Linked DNA regions of Homo sapiens: region 1 is linked to region 2. Evidence: read pairs that join two places in POLR2A ChIA-PET (ENCODE). Cell type or tissue: MCF 10A. All regions are shown on one strand. Region 1 holds the start of LOC105370567 (a long non-coding RNA gene). Region 2 overlaps LTBP2 (latent transforming growth factor beta binding protein 2).

What was found. ChIA-PET counts read pairs that join two places held together with the same protein. Peaks named below come from ENCODE experiments on the same cell type or tissue, not always from the same donor. Only the 100,000 strongest peaks of a DNase experiment are listed, where the experiment ranks them.
Region 1: POLR2A ChIA-PET joins it to region 2 with 12 read pairs; 5 of 35 experiments call an interaction of 5 or more read pairs at or near these places.

The regions. Positions count from the first base shown.
Region 1 is chr14:74,651,068-74,659,067 of GRCh38, forward strand. LOC105370567 (a long non-coding RNA gene) reads right to left here and starts at 6,457. Exons shown (of 2, transcript XR_007064268.1): 1 at 5,987-6,457; 2 at 1-2,431. It also overlaps the pseudogene LOC100419503. In MCF 10A, no CTCF peak of the experiment used is centred here; DNase peaks (open chromatin) are centred at 1,674 and 4,684.
Region 2 is chr14:74,567,755-74,575,754 of GRCh38, forward strand. All of the region lies in intron 3 of LTBP2 (latent transforming growth factor beta binding protein 2), which reads right to left. Among named protein-coding and RNA genes, the nearest start is that of LTBP2, 40 kb to the right of the region's middle. In MCF 10A, a CTCF peak has its summit at 5,777 (motif pointing right); DNase peaks (open chromatin) are centred at 2,757, 4,337, 5,437, 5,797 and 1 weaker place.

The sequences.
Region 1 (8,000 bases), 83 kb after region 2:
TCAGGGTGGAGACTGACTACAGTTAAATTTTTTTGGGAGGAGACAGGGTCTTGCTATGTTGCCCAGGCTGGAGTGTGGTGGCTATTCACAGGTGTGATCATAGTGCACTACTCTCTCAAACTCCTGGGCTCAATTGATCCACCTGCCTCAGCCTCCCAAGTGCTGAGACTACAGGTGCATACCACCACACCTAGCTATAGTTTTTTGGTTTTTTTTGTTTGTTTGTTGTTTTTACCTTAGCAAATACTATGACTTTGAAAAAAAATATGACCTTGGAAGGAACTCCTGTAGGTGAGCGGCCCTCAATGTAAGCCTCATTAGCTTCTCAGGAAACTGGCCTCTGGTAGCTGGACTTGCTGTGAGGCTTGGGCACATAATATTTTAAGGTCTGTAAGTTTTAGCCACATCCTGGGTGTGTGTGTAAGGGAGGAGGGTGGCTCAGAATTGTTCTGGGCTCTTCATTTCCTCAGTGCCCTTCAACTCTGAATCCATGTCAGGAAGACCCTGGCAAGACTGAGGAGGGAGAGCAAATGGTAACTATGGCCATAACTGACAGTGAGTTTGGCCCCTGAGGTTGGACTTAGTAGCAGGAGACATCAGTATTCCAAAAGCCCAATCACTCCTCTTCTTTTGCATTTTCCTTTAGTTTAGTCCTTTAATTTTTTAAACCAAAGTTTCTTCTGAAAAAATTCTTGGTTTGTCTTTGCTGAATGGAAGAGCAAAGGAATTTAGCTATACCCAGGTCAGGCCAAGGTCAGTACCAGTGGACGTGGGAGAGGCAATGTTGGAATTAAGAGGATGTTTTGTGATTTACAAAACACTATTCACATCCATTGTCTCATTTAAGCTTTACGTGCCCTCTGTCGGGTACACTTGTACGTTGTTAGAATCACTATTTCCCAGTTAAAGTTAAGAGCGACTAAGCAATTTATGCAGAGTATACACCTAGGCAGTGGCAAGTCAGAAATTTGAACCCAGATCTTCCAAATTCAAATCCACAACATAACCAAAGACAACTGTGGATAGTGGTTTACTATTGCTAACTACTAATTTTTTTTTTTACACTTAGTGTCAGACACAGTACCGGCACTTTTCATGAGTTCTCTTATTTAATCCTCATATCCTCTGGCACGAGCCAGGTTTGAAGGATGGGGAGGTAGCAGGGAGGAAGGACGGGATGGGCCTCATTCCTTGCAGAGTGCACAGAACAAGTAAAGGAACAAAGGCAGGAACGAGCTGAGATGGTTCAGACCACGTTCACTGAGAGCTGGTGGTGCTTCACAGCCACCGTCCTTGGGCCTCTGGCCTGGTCAGGTAAGCCTCCTAGAACCTTTCATCTTAGTAAAAATGGGCTGTGCCCATGGAAAGTGGCCTCTGGCTCAGCCCTGGAAGCAACAGCTGGAAGAGGCCTGTGGCCTGTCACTATCCACACGGTTGCTTCTCTGCAAGACAGAGGCCCGCCACGGTGAGCTGGTCTGTCCAACCAGCTCCTGAGTTGCCAGTCAAATGATGGGCTCGGCCTCAGCGCTCAGCTTTGAAGTTTAATGGGGATCCTGGTAGCCCACAGGTCTTGGCCAGATCTTGCCCTTTAGTAAGTGTCTTCTTCCACTTCCCATCAGGGGCCTGGAGCCTGGCCAACTCCCTGAGGCATCTCTCCCAGCTTATTTGGATTGAGGGATGGAGGGTGCCTCCTGCCCTGGAGAGGGAGGTGGAGAATGGAACCCGTACCCTGATTGGGAAACAGAAACCTCAGGAGGCACCAGGCAGCAGGACTGGACAAAGAAGTGCCGGCCAGACTGGCTCCCTGGGGTCCCAGAAGTCACAGACCTACACAATGTCTCCCTGGGTTAGAGGATGAACAGAACACTAGCAACTCTCTTACCAGTGTTCTCCAGACTTGTCTGTCCTGCCCCTAACTCCACCTCCTTTGGGCTTGTGTGAGAAAACGTGTCAGAGCCAATTTGACACCTACATCCATCCACTGGACATGTAATCCTGCGCAACTTACTTCTCTGTACTTCAGTTTCCTCATCTGTAAAATGGGAATAATGATTGTCTTCAGCTTATAGAATGATGTGAATATTAAATGAATTAACACAGACAAAGTGCTTAGAATAGGGCCTGGCACAGAGTAAGCATGTATTAGATGTTGGCTGCTATTATTATTATTATTACAAGAGTTCTGAGATTACTCCCTTAGGCCCCAGTATTTTCCTCTGGGGTGTTTTTTGTCACTTTCTGTCACTTAAAATGGATTGAGATTTTAGGGCAAACACTGGAGAAGCTTCTCAATTCCTCCTAATGGGCCTGCTGAGGGTGCCGTGGCTGACTGTGGGCACCGGCTTGCTGCTCCTCTCCTGGCCGCCTCCAGTTCCAGGCTGCTTTTGCTGCTCTGCCTCACTGGTCTGTTCGGAGTATCCACAGCTGCTAGCTGGAGAAGCGGTGTTAATACCTCATTAGCACCTTCGGCTGCTCCTTGTGGGCACTAATCACTTCAGTTTGCTGCCTCTGGAGTGACTCTGTGCTGCCTTTGAAAAGCAGGCCATGTGATGGCGCAGAGACTTCTCCAGCTGGTCCCAATTCCCTCCCTCAGATTGTTACTTTTACCCAGGAAGTGAAACAACTTACTGTTTACATTTTGTATACACACACACACACAAATATAAAATTTTTTAATAGATCAAATCCTTACTCCTTCATCAGGACCTGAAACTAAACCTGTAAGCAGCTTCTTCCAGAGCCTTCCTCTTCTTCCCCAGTCCACACCTGCAGACCTGCCCCTCACCCGTGCCACCCGCGGTTTGTACAGGAATCAGACAAGAAGGCAAGGGCCCGAATTGGAAGCAGATGTTTGGGACGATGAGTGAGGTTGGGGTGGAGACAATAGGAAGGACGTAGACCCTGCTAGAGCTGCTTGTTGCTCTGACATACCGCCAAGGCTCAGAAAAATAGAGTGACTGTTCCTGGTTAAATACCCAGCTGTTACTCGTGCCAAACTTTCCTGGGCCTCAATCCTCAGAGTCTCTGGCTCTGCTTCCAAAGTTCTCCATATCCTCATGCCAACCACTATCTTGGCCCCTTCTTCCCACCATGCCAAGCCCCCAAGACCAGCCATACCCCTAAAAGTCAGGACTGGAGTTTTACTCACCCCGCCCCACAAAGCTAACCCACGATGCCATTTTTTTGAAGCCTAAACTCAAGATATGGTCTGACAAAAGAGGTTTTGCTGATTCTGGGTGTGAGAGTCTACTGGAAGACATGGCTTGGACGCCAAGACCACAGAGTTTTCAAGGTTTAGAGGGATGATAGGTCAGAATTGTTAAACCAGACCACTGCGGAGTATGCAGATGGGTGGCTGTTGACTGCACCCACTTTAGAACATCTCCAGAGCTGCACATGAGCCTGCCAGGAGCCAACAGCACATTTGTCTACCCTGACTGTGACATAAAATGCTAGATCTATAGGAGAACACCCAAGTTTAATTCCATTGTTTTGATTTTTCAAGGAGACACAAGTTGGCATCATCATGAACAAGGTTTCAGAGAAATCCCATTGGAAAGAGAGGCTAAATAACTGGTTTTCTAAAGGCGATGGCCTGACCCAACCCCTATCCAGAGCTGTGATCCCAGTCAGAAGCTTAGGACATCAACTTTAAGATCTGCCCAATCCCCAGGAGGAATAGATGTCAGCTGCTGTATACGACAGAGAGATAACCAGGGACTCTAGTTTCCTGGTTTAATATTAAGGGAAATTCCACTGAAGCTCAGTGTTTCCACCCATAGTGGTCACAACCAACCAATTTCATGGGTGTTCATAAAATTGATTTGCCTTTTCACGCCTCTGAGTTTATTGGAAATGGTATTCCTTTGACTTTCCTCTGCCACACTGATTATAACCATAGCACAAACCCTTTGATTGCTATTAGTGTTGGAGATACCTCCCTCTCCCCATCCACTCAAGATTCTAATTTCATTCACTGAGCTGCAGGCTATTGGCCAGTTCCCTATTGCCAAAGTCAACACTTCCGGTCTGCTTTGTCTGGGAGAGCAGATTAAAGGGAGAGTGGGCCCTAAGATTACCGAGTCCCCTTTCCCAGGCTGTCCCAGGACCTGCCCAAGTGATGGCCTATTTATGGCACAATAATGCGCTTGCTCCTTGGGTCTCTTGGTTTGGAATCTATCTTTACAAGGGTTCTTTCTTCTCTGAAAATCAACAGGGAGAGAGTAACTTCCCTCTCTGTAGGAAGCTAGACTAATTTCACTTGTAGCAACAGCAACTCTATAATATAGAAAGTCTCCAAATACATAAAGAAATGCTCCCCACCAAGTAAACAGGAGAAACTATTGAAGGGGGGGACAGTGGTGATGGGTTTGGGTGCCCAAGCTTCAGGAGAAGGAAACTCTAAGGAAAATAGATTGTTTATATCTGTCTCCCAAGATTGTAAGCTTCTCAGAGGCCAGGATCACATTCTACCTTGTGTGTCCCTAGCTCCCCGCACAGTGCTTGATACATAGGAAACGTCTGCTGAAATGCAGAGCTGCACAGAACTCAAGAAAAAAAAAGGGAGGCTACAAACCCAGGGATGGAACAGAAATACCTGACTGGGAGGGGAGGAGGTTAGGAAATGAAATGACAACTTAGAGCAGGATTGGACGTAGGAGACCAAGCACAAAATGATGACACACACATAATCTTCCTCTTGCACAATAACACAACATTTTGTTTTCAACATAACATAAAAGCCATCAAAGGCTCTCTAGCTGGCTTGCAAATACTCTGATATCCCTGACTCTGCTAATGGGCAAACAGAGGAATGTCTTGGCAACTCCCTCAAGTGGGAGTTCTGAGGAGAGAGGAAACATTGTTGGTCTGTAGAAGAAGGGAAGATTCAGAAAAACTCCTTTATGTGCAAATCCATAATGCAGGTGAAGTGGGGGGTTGCAGAAAGAGCGACTTCACTCAAGAGAGTTACAGAAACCCCCTCACCCTGGAAAAGATACTATGCTTATGGTTTCAACAGAATAGTTTCATAGTATCTTCACAGTCTTGTTTAGGGTGTGTGTTGTCTCCCTTTAACTCTGGCATTCTTGAAAATGTTTGCTTCCTCAGTGAGATATCCACCAGGAATTTGGCCTTTGCCAAATGGTGCTATTTCATATGAGCAGAGTTTAGAGACAAAAGATTTATTCCAATAAGTCTTTTTCTGCAGACTTAATTACCAGAGATAAACATCAGGGTATTATGTAACATATCTGACCTCATTATTTCATTTGATACCTATTGAGTTTCCACCAAAGCAAGGATACTAAAATTTCAGGGCCTTTTTCCTCAGTTATATCCTCAAGGGTGTCTTGTATTCTTTATATAGAATTCACTTAAACTTGGAAGTCACTTTGCTCATTAGTTGGTAGTCTAAGGAACTTTCTACATGCAAAAGATTCTAAAGCCATTACTAATAGCTGTATCTCTTAAAATCTCTCTACCCTGCATGAGTAGGGCCTTTTCCCATAAATCCCAAATCCCCAAGTGACTGATAGGTAAGCCAAGGTATAAAGTGTTAATCTGTCACACACAGCATCACCAAGTGAACAAGGCAGAGTCAGCGAGCACAGTGGCCCAGTGCCTGGGCTGTTTCTTAGTCTAAACTAATCTGCTAGAGACAAACCAGAAATGTGGAGTTTGGGCTTCGACACGAAACAGACCCATGTTCAAATACAGCTCTACCACTTGCCAGCTAAGAAACCTTGGCAGTTACTTATCCTCTGTGTGCCTCAACTGTGTTTTGTGTAAAATGGAGAAAACAAGACATACCTTGCAGGGTTGTTGTGAATGAGACAATAAATACTAAAGCTCCTAGCATATGGGAAGAGCTAAAAAAAAAAAAAAAAAATGGTAGCTATTATCATGATTCAGTAATCAGGTGAATTAAAGGAAGTCAAGGTTCCTACCACATGACATAGGATTGAGATACAGCTCCCTCAAATACCTCTTCCGTCCTTACAGGATCATGCAAAGGAGGAAGTCTCTTCTGACTTGGTGTCTTCTTCATGAATGTTTGGGCCAGGTGTCTTGAGTACTCATTCTCTCTGGCCTGCCTGGACACGGCAAGGTGAAAAACAGAGTCACCACCCCCTGGGAATTTCCACACCAGTCATCGACTCTAGCATTCTCAACTGCCCCCAGACCCATACAGCCTCCTGCTACAGAAACTACCAGGGCCCTAAGTCACAGTCAGCATGGTAACACACATACTATATATAGGAAAACTTTTTTCCCAAGAACTCTTAAGTTATTAGTCGATTTTCTTAATTGGTTAATAGCATCATTTTGCAGGTCAGGAAACTGATACTGAAAGAAGGTTGTCTTGCCCAAAGTTGAACCACGGGAGTTAAAAATAAAAATATGAACATTTGGCTGGGCCCCATGGCTCATGCTTGTGATCCCAGCACTTTGGGAGGCCGAGGCAGGCGGAATACCTGAGGTCAGGAGTTCAAGACCAGTCTGGCCAACATGGTGAAACCCCGTCTCTACTAAAAACACAAAAATTAGCCAGACATGGTGGCACACACCTGTTATTCGGGAGGCTGAGGCAGGAGAATAGCTTGAACCTGGGAGGTGAAGGTTACGGTGAGCTCTGAGATCATCCCACTGCACTCGAGCCTGGGTGACCAAGTGAGACTCTGTCTCAAAAAAAACAAACAACAAAACAAAAAAACAAAAAAAATTCAAGCCCATCAATTCATGGTTTTCTATCCTTTGAGGGTCCCATTTTGCAAACTTGATGCAAACGTGTCCAACGGTACCTTCTTCGAGAAAACACCCAGTGACACGAGATGCCTATCCTGCAAGGAGTGCTGGAGGCCCAGGGCCCCTAGAGTCAGAAACATAGGATACAAGTAAATTCCTGTCAACAGGATGGACCATCTGGTAGAGGACATAATGAGGTTTATAAAGAAGCCTCCTCTCCTACCTCCAAGACTGACTTCTTCCTAGAGTCATACCTAAAAGATGAACTCCTAAAACCTCACTTGGAAATTTGCCTGGTTTGCCAGGTGAACCTGGTCTCAGGCATTCACAGCCATCACAGACTACAAAAGCCATGGTGGCCTGCTTATTATTGGGTATTCCAGGGAAATAGCAACACAGGCCTCATCTGGATAAACTATCCATCATCTCCCTGAAGGGAGGCTACAAGGGGAACTAGATGGGGAGTCCCACTCTGTTCTTGCAAGGTGACTGGATGCTATGATTCTGTGCTGGTGTGTCTGATCCCTATCCCTAGAGGTACCAACATTGCCACTATCCCATGGTTAAGAAGCTGCTGCTGGCTAGTATTGACAAGTCAGGGCTATATCGACAGCCTGAACAACTGTGCTAAAGCCACCTCTGATACCATATTGAAAAACCTACAGGTATCATTCCTTGACTTCTGGAAAGAGACTGTGTTCTCCACATCTCCTTCCAGGAATTAACTGCCCATCTTATAGAGACCACACCTGAATTCACTCCAGAGAACCAGGTCCCTGCTGTGGCTATCATAAAATGTCCTTATATGAGCAAAATTAAAGCAAACTAAATCCGGGAGGGGAAAAAAGGGATATTTATAACAAGGTATATCTGAACTCTAGGCAGCACCACTCTATTGGATACAAACCAAGGTCAACATGACCTGCAGATCTCTAAATCCACCCTCCTGTACTCCAAATAAAAGCTAAAAAACAAAAACAAAAAAAACTAAGCTCACCAATAACTTTGGGATAGCTGTTAGGTGGTGTGCAGACTCAGTATTCTGAGTTAGAAATACTAGCCTATTCCACAATTTTTGAGACATTTTAGTGCTGAGTCATTTTTAATACTACTACACATACATGATACTCAAGAATTTCCTGCTGACCAGCCTACAAAAACTGCTTAGGGTTTAGGGTATAAAAACAAAGGAGATCCAATTTGGAGTATCTGGAGGAAAAATCTTTACAGAAATAAGATACTTTATAGTCTTA
Region 2 (8,000 bases):
ATATTTCTCACACTCAACTTCAGACTTCTCCATGGCTTCTCCCAGTCCTCCTGCCTCACTGGAACCATCTCCCCAGCCCTAGCTGGGCCCCATTCCTCAGCCACCCAGGGCCCGCAGGCAGTCTGAGGCCCCTGGCTCCGAGTTCCCTCGGGAAGACTTGTCAGCACACGGTGAACCTGGATTTCATGAATTCGTCGTTCAACCACCGCCAACGTGCACCGTCCCATCAGGCATTATGCAAAGGGCATCTTTCCCACCAAGAGCTTGCCACCCAGACTGGGGGGCAGGGGGTAGGGAGAGGCCGAGCATACCTGGTGCCTTCGCACAAATCACAAGAGGCCTCTCTGGGCAGCCAGTTTACAGAAGTTGCCCTACTTCCTTCAGGCTGATGTAGCGTGGTCCCGGTGCTGGGTGAGCAGAACACAGGCTAGATTTTGGCCCCAGGGTTCATCTCCTGCCTGGCACCCTTGTGCAGGACACAGCAGGTACACTATATACAGCAGCCCCGGGCCAGCCCCCTGCATGCGAGCATTTCATAACAATCCAAGAGCAGAGATGGAGGAGAGGGGCAGAAGCCAGGAGTCTTATGGCCAGGTAAGCTGTCCAGCCAGCATGTTCCAGCGCGGCCGTGGGGCTGGATCACTGGGGAATGCTTTCCAGAGGGTGGGAGACATGAGCCGGAGGAAGGGGTGGGGAGTGCAGAGAGAGCCACAAGCATAAACGGACATATTCAGGAATGTGCTGGCATGGTGTTCAGGGATAATCAGACCTGTCTGATTAAAGAGAAATAGGAGGAGTCAAGGATGAGAATAATAATAGCCAACAGTTACATAGTGCTAATCATATGCCAGGCACTGTGCTAAGCACTTTACATATATTAATTCAGTTAACCACCATTAAAATTAGGAAGTAGGTATTATTATTATCCCTTTTCCAGATGAGGCATAAAGAAGCTAGGTAACTTACTTAAGGTCACATAGTCAATGACTAGGAATCAAATACAGGCATTCTGCAGATATTCTAGTTCCAGAGCCTATACCACGAATCTTTGCACCATCTTGAGAACTATACTTCGGGACCTAGTACAGAAGGCCAACAGTCTGGGCCTCATCCTATGAACCTCATGCTTGAAAAGGAAGCCTTGAAAAAAGTGTTTTCACCAGAAAGTAACAAGGTTAAAAATAGTCATGGAAAACTCCCCTTGGAGGCCCCCTACCTACCCCTATTACCCACACTGCCCAGGGATGCTCCCCTCCTTGTCTCCTAGAGCACTTGCAAAAGCTTCCCAAGGGCTGGGTGTGCTGTAGCTGCTTGAGCATGTCAAACCGCTGGATGTGAGCTCTTAGAGGCGAGGCATGGGTCCAAGTCATCTAGTGCCTGGAATGAAGATAGAGATGGAGGGAAGGAGGGAAGAAGGGAAGCAGGGAGGGAGGGAGGGAGGGAGGGAGGGAAAGAAGGGTGGCCAAGTCTGAACAAAATCCTTGTCAGTTGCCCGACTCAGAGAACATCCCTCTTTTTAGCATCCTTTCTTCCAACTGGCCTGAATGAATGGAAGAATGATTAATAGGAAGTATGAGATTCACACAGGAGAAGGTTATTTATTCCTGGCTTACCACTTGGAATGTGTTATGGGGTCTAATTGCAGGAGACCCCCTCTTAGCACAGGTTCTTTGGGTGGGCAGACACTGGGAATGTTGAACTGAAGGACTAAAGTTGTGTACAGACGTGCTGCTGGAGCTCAGATCAAGGCCTGGGTTTCCCCTGGCTATTAGAACAGGGCATCTGCTCATGCCAAAAGGGGGTTACTCCTCCCAGGTCCAATGACAGAAGCCAGCTGTGCTGAGGGGCAGAGATCAGACTATAATGAGATTTGTCCACTGGTATCTCTTCCTCTGGGTATCTGCTGGGGCGTCAGAGTCCTTCCCACACAACCTGTCTTGATGAAATAATTGCTATACTTACTAAACACAGGCTGAGCACCAGGCACCAAACACACATGACCTTATAAAGGTCCCCTAACAAGAACCTAAGACATAGGTGTCTCTGCCCCACTATGACCTATGAGAAATTTGCGGCATGAAGGAGGAAGGTAGCTGGCCCAAGCTCACGTATCTCATGAACGGCAAAACCCACAGTCCTAAAGCTCAGGACTGCCAGGCTCTAAAGCTCATCTCACCCCTCCCATCACTGCAGCCAAACTCCCTCCACAAGCTGCCATGGTGATGCTGCATTAACTACAAGGAAGTGTATGAAAACCAGAAGTGGCTGGAGAGCTGCAGCCATGAAAAGGGAATGAAAATGCAAGGCAGGGCCTAGGGACCTGGCAAGTGCTACAGGAGATTGGAGGAGGGGCTGGAGGAAGGGGAGGAGAGACACCTAGGCTGAGGGGATTGAGCTAGGACTCTTTCCCAAAGCCACAGCAAACCTGGTATACAAACATCTCACCACCACTAACTTGGCCATGAGATGCTCACCTCCTGAACCCTTGAGTTCCCAGCTCATGGCCTTCAGGACCCTTCCACCCTCCATGATGCGCCCCCACACATGCCCATGCACAAGCTTAGCAGGTCTGGCTTATTGAACAGCAAACACAGGCCTGACTCCAGATGTGTTTACCCCACTCGTGGGCCTGCCCCGACAAGCACACTGTAGACTAAGGCAGCTAGGGACCTGGGTCAAAGATACACTTTCAGGAACTGGCCAAAGTCCCAGCCTGCCCTTTCCGCTCTCACAGGGGCTGGAAATTTACCCCGGGGCCATAAACAAAAGGAGATTTCTATGGGAACTAGGGCCCCAACCTGGAAAGCTTCCATTCAGCAATCTAGCAGCCCAAATCTGTCAACCTATGATGTGCCAGGCCTCTGCTAAGGCATTTTATTTTTTTATTTACTTGATTAGTACAGCAACCCTATGATACAGGAACTAGTGTCCCCATTTTACAGAAGAGAAAACTGAAGCACAGGGAGCCTGCTAACTTGCCCGGGGTCATCCCCAGCAGGGAAGTGCTGGGCCAGGGTCTTCAGGCTGAGCTCTGTCTGCCTCTGGGGGATGAGATTCCCTTCCCCACCCTGCTGCTCACCCTTGGCTGTGACCAGAAACCTCCCAGGTCTGGAAACACCTTCAAGTGCTCTGGGCAAATTCTCAAAGTTTCTGATGACCGCTGCTGCATTTCTGAAAGGCTCAGATAACCCCCGAGGCAGGGGACAAGTAAGAGTGGGTACGGTGAGACTTTGAACAAATGTACAGAACCATGAACCAAATAAACCACTTTTCTTTATATTAAAAAAAAAAAAAAGAGTGGGCACGGTGGCTCATGCCTGTAATCCCAGCCCTTTGGAAGGCTGAGGTGGGCGGATCACTTGAGGTCAGGAGTTCGATACCAGCCTGGCCAACATAGTGAAACCCCGTCTCTACTAAAAATACAAAAATTAGCTGAGCATGGTGGTGGGCACCTGTAATTCCCCAGTTACTTAGGAGGCTGAGGCAGGAGAATTGCTTGAACCTGGGAGACAGAGGTTGCAGTGAGCCGAGGTCATGCCACTGCACTCCAGCCTGGATAACAGAGCGAGACTCCATCCTCCTCCCCACCAAAAAAGACTGGGTGTCATTTATAGAGGACCAAAAATGTGCCAGATGCACTTACGTGGATTAGTCAATCCTTCTGACAATTCCATAAGGTAGCAATGATCATCCCCAGCCTACAGATGAGAACACTGAAGCTCACAAGGTTAAATCACTCACTGTAGGCTGCATAGCTAAGTGGTGGAGCTGAGATTCAAACTCAGGTTTATTTAAGACATAAATTATTTCACAATTCTGCCCTCACACGCTACTGCATTTTGTGGAGCCTCTGACCTTGTCCCAAGAACATCAAAAAAGAAAGAAATGTGGAATTAATTTTTCTCCCCTGGAAGGGCGTGGCCTGGCTGGGGTCTTGAGAGGATACCGCCAGACCCCTGCAGATGCAGACTCCCTCAAGTGGCCTCTGCTGCGGGCACTCGCGGGTGGACATGTTACATCGTGGGCAGGGCTGAGGCTCCAGGAGGAAAATGCAGCGTAGGCGACATCTGGAAGCAGAAATGTGGTAGCTCCAGAAGTTTTCATCTGTAATCTTTGTTTTGCAAGGAACAGGGATTTTTTTTCTTTTCAAAAAGTACTCCACTTCCTTTTAGACCTTTCACAAATATTTTTGTAGGAGAAATAAGGAGAAAAAAAAAAACCCACAGAATGCTTGTCGCAGCTACTCACTTCCACCATGAATCACAGACACAAAACCACAGCTATGTGGCTAGCAAAGCAACTATGTGTTTTCACATTTCATTATTGGGAATCATTTAGCAATCTTCCCGGTGTCATCTGCAGACAGATAGACACAGACAGACGAATACACCCCTCTGGGTCCCAAGCAGCCTCATACAACACAGTCATCAGATGACTTTGCAGTTAATCCATTTTCCCCTTCTAATCCTTTTCTGGGAAATTATCCTGCCAGGTTTAAATCTTCCCCTTTAGCCCTTCTGCAGAGGTGGGGTGTGTGTGTGTGTGTGTGTGTCTGTGTGTGTGTGTGTGAGAGAGAGAGAGAGAGAGTGTGTGTGTGTGCATGCGCCATGACAGGGGGAGGAGGAGGAGTGCCGAGACACTGATTCAGTTAATTTCACAAGTGGAAACAAGTGTATGTTTCAGAATGCCTCCCTTTTTTTTTTTTTTAAACTGTGATCATACTTTGCTAAAGTTATTTTCACCTGGGAAGCTCACAGTGCCTTTTCTGACCGTGGCAAATTAATTAACTGATGGCAGATTTAAAGATGGAGTAACTGGAAAAACTACCGGACCCATAAATCAGAAACCTCCTTTATGTCCTGGACAAGAGGTGAAACCTGATACATATTTGAAAAACTTGAGCTCAAAAGGAGAATTCACGGAGCCTGAAAAAATCTCCATTATGACTTTTGAGACATGTTCTCTCCACAGCTTCCACCCACGCCCCGCCACACACACACGCATACACACACATACCCCCGCAGAGGGAGACCCTCACTGAGTGAGCAGCCAGTTCTGTAAAAAGCAGCCGGATGGGGCGAACCTTCCCTGGGCCATCTGAAAAAGAGCTTTGCCAGTCTTTCCTCTCTTTTCTTGCTTCATTGCTCCCAGCCTCTTCCTTTCAAACAAAAATCCTACAGGATTTAAGTTGGCTAGATGCTATGAACATAGCTACAAGCTTGAAATGTTTATTGTCACTAGTTATTTTAAGTCCGGTGCTGGAAACTGTATACATTAACATTTTAATGAGGCCGAATGCTGCTCCAGGCTCTCACCGACTTCTGTAGTTTTCTGAAAAGACGCTGGATACCTTGCCTAACCCAGTACTCTGCAGTTTCCAAGCCAAGCTGGATGTTTCCGCACTTGCCTACGCTCACATGCCCTGGAGGCTGGTTCGCACAATGACTATAATCACAAGTTCTGAAGTCGAGGAGAGCTAGGCTGGAATCGCCCTTACCCTCAGTGTCCTCATTGCAAAGTGGGAGTCATGGGAATACCCTCCTCACAGGGTCATGGCAAGGACTGGCAAATGTGCTGAAGATCTTCCACTTGCCCCTGGATCCCTCTCCATCCCACTCTGAGTCCTGGGAGATTCCTTTGCCCTCTGCCTTCTGGTCCAGTTCCATCAGTGGGGAACTGTGGCAGGAGGTCAGAGGGCAGGAGAAGGGTGAGTGGAGGTGCAGATCCTCCCAGCTCCCTCGCAACAGGTACTGCAGGTGAGCAGTGGCTGCATTCCTCCACCAGAGGCCGCAGCCCTGTCCATGGCCCTCTCCTATAGCCTGAGCTACCCTGGGTTCTTATGACTGCTGGTCCCTTGCCCCTTTAGACCTGGAGGGTAAGAGCTTGCCTACGTAACTACCCTGGGATACTCCACCATTATTCATTGTTTTCTCTTGACTCTGCCAGTGCTTTTGTAAATAAATACATCGAGTGTGCCATCCCTTTCCTGCTGGAACTCTAACTGACCCAGACAAGAAAAAGTATTTGCTATCGAGTACTGAGCACTTACCTATGTGAGCCGGCACTTTATCCACATTCCTTTGTGTTATTCTGACCACAGCTCTGCGCAGCCAGTATTGGTATCATCAGTCTTTCACATTGAGACTCGGGGAGGTGAAAGAACACACTTGATAGCACGACTGGGGAGTAACCGAGTCAAGTGGAACCGGGATCTGTCTGACTCGTGGCCCATGCTCTTAGCCACTGTGCCGAGCTGTCCCCAGTATTAAATTAGGTGGTGCCTGTAAACTGTCAGCTTATTCAATAAGGCTCCATCAATGGTGGGTTAGAACAACAACCACACATACAATCGAAAACACCCACAGTCCTAAATGTTACTTTAGCATAACCCTAACCCAACCCTGACCACAATCCTAAGATTAAAACCTCACCCTAATGCTGCACTGCTAAAGTTATTCCTCTAATCTTACCCTAACCACTACCGTACTGTTAAATAGAATGTCACCCTAACCACAACCTTAGTGCTAGTCAATCTTAACCCAAACTTCCGCCATGGTAACCATAATTCTAAGCACACCACTAAGGCCATGATGAGCTCTGGGGAACCTCTGCACCCCTGTGCTCCTGGGTGCTGGTCCCTGTGCTATGCCATTTATACTCCACTATTTGGACACGACACAATTGACCAAAAGACATTTGTACAACATCCATGTCCTGCATGTCACTGAGCTGGTGACTCTAAAGTGGGGACAGCAAGGAGGAAAAGAATAGGGTAGGAATCTAGCACAATGCCTGAAACACAGCAGGGTGCAATAAATCCTACTGATGATGAAGATGATGATGATGAACTGGAAAAGGTAGCTTTCCCCATCACCGAACTGTAGGCTCTGGGAGGACAGAAGGTGAATAGCTCGTATCTCAGAGATTTGTTTAGGGCTGGACCTGGGGCAGGGCTGGGAGGAGTCCTCTCCTGAAACCAAACCCAGGATGCGGTCCATATATTCCTCAGCTCTGGGAGAATACTAAAAAAGGGAGTCACTAGGTTGTCATCAGAGAGTTTGAGATCTTCTTGGGCCAGATGTCCGCCTTCAGGCTCAAATGGGAGAAGGGGGAAGGTAGGAGGAAGTGTGTAGAAAGCAGACACCATTTCCCTTGAATCTGCCCAGTGCCCCATGTGGGGAGAAGGCGGGGCCTCCTCCCCTGAGCACTCAGAGGCCTGAGCTCGGCATCCTCACCAACCCAGAGATGTCTGCTCTGTGCCCAGCATGAGAAAAGGAAGAGGTTGCCGGCTTTATCACGCAGAAGAAGGAAGGCACACTGGCCCCCACCTTCCTCACAACCTCTCCTGGGACTTCTAGGCTCCGGATCAAAGCATAGCTAGACCGTGTGCCCTGGGCTACATCTGCCCAGAGCTGGAGTCTTTTTATCATCCCACACCTGTACCCCCTAAGGCCAGCCGTGGCCTGCTCAGGGCCTGACCTCCATGGATCTCAGGTATTTGTGTGGGTTGGAGAGATGCACGTTAACACTACAAAGGCCCAGAGATCCATCCCCCTTTCAGGGGAACCTCGAAGGGACCTCAACAGCCAAACCCAGCTGGAAAGGACGGCCTTGAAGCAATACACTTTGTAAGGGAAATAGGAGACATCTCTCTCCTTCCCAGAAAGAAGCCAGGTCTAGTATCACCACATACAGCTGCACAGGCTGTGCACTGCACAACTCTTGGGTTACCTGTCACAGAGACTATAATGTGAAGGACAACCCCTGGTGTTGTGTCCAACAGCTGAAAGGTCCAATGCAGAACAGCAGGCGTCCCTCCCCTGCCTGGCTGGAACACAGTGCCTCAGACCCATCTGGCCACTCCAAATAGTCTCTGCTGGACAGGGATGCACTGGGGCTGGCAGAGGTTGAGTGCCAAGGGACCCTCCACAAGCCTTAGTGTGGCCCATCCACATTTCTAGAACCTACCCTCTGCAACAGCAGGGAGATGGGGCGTGGGT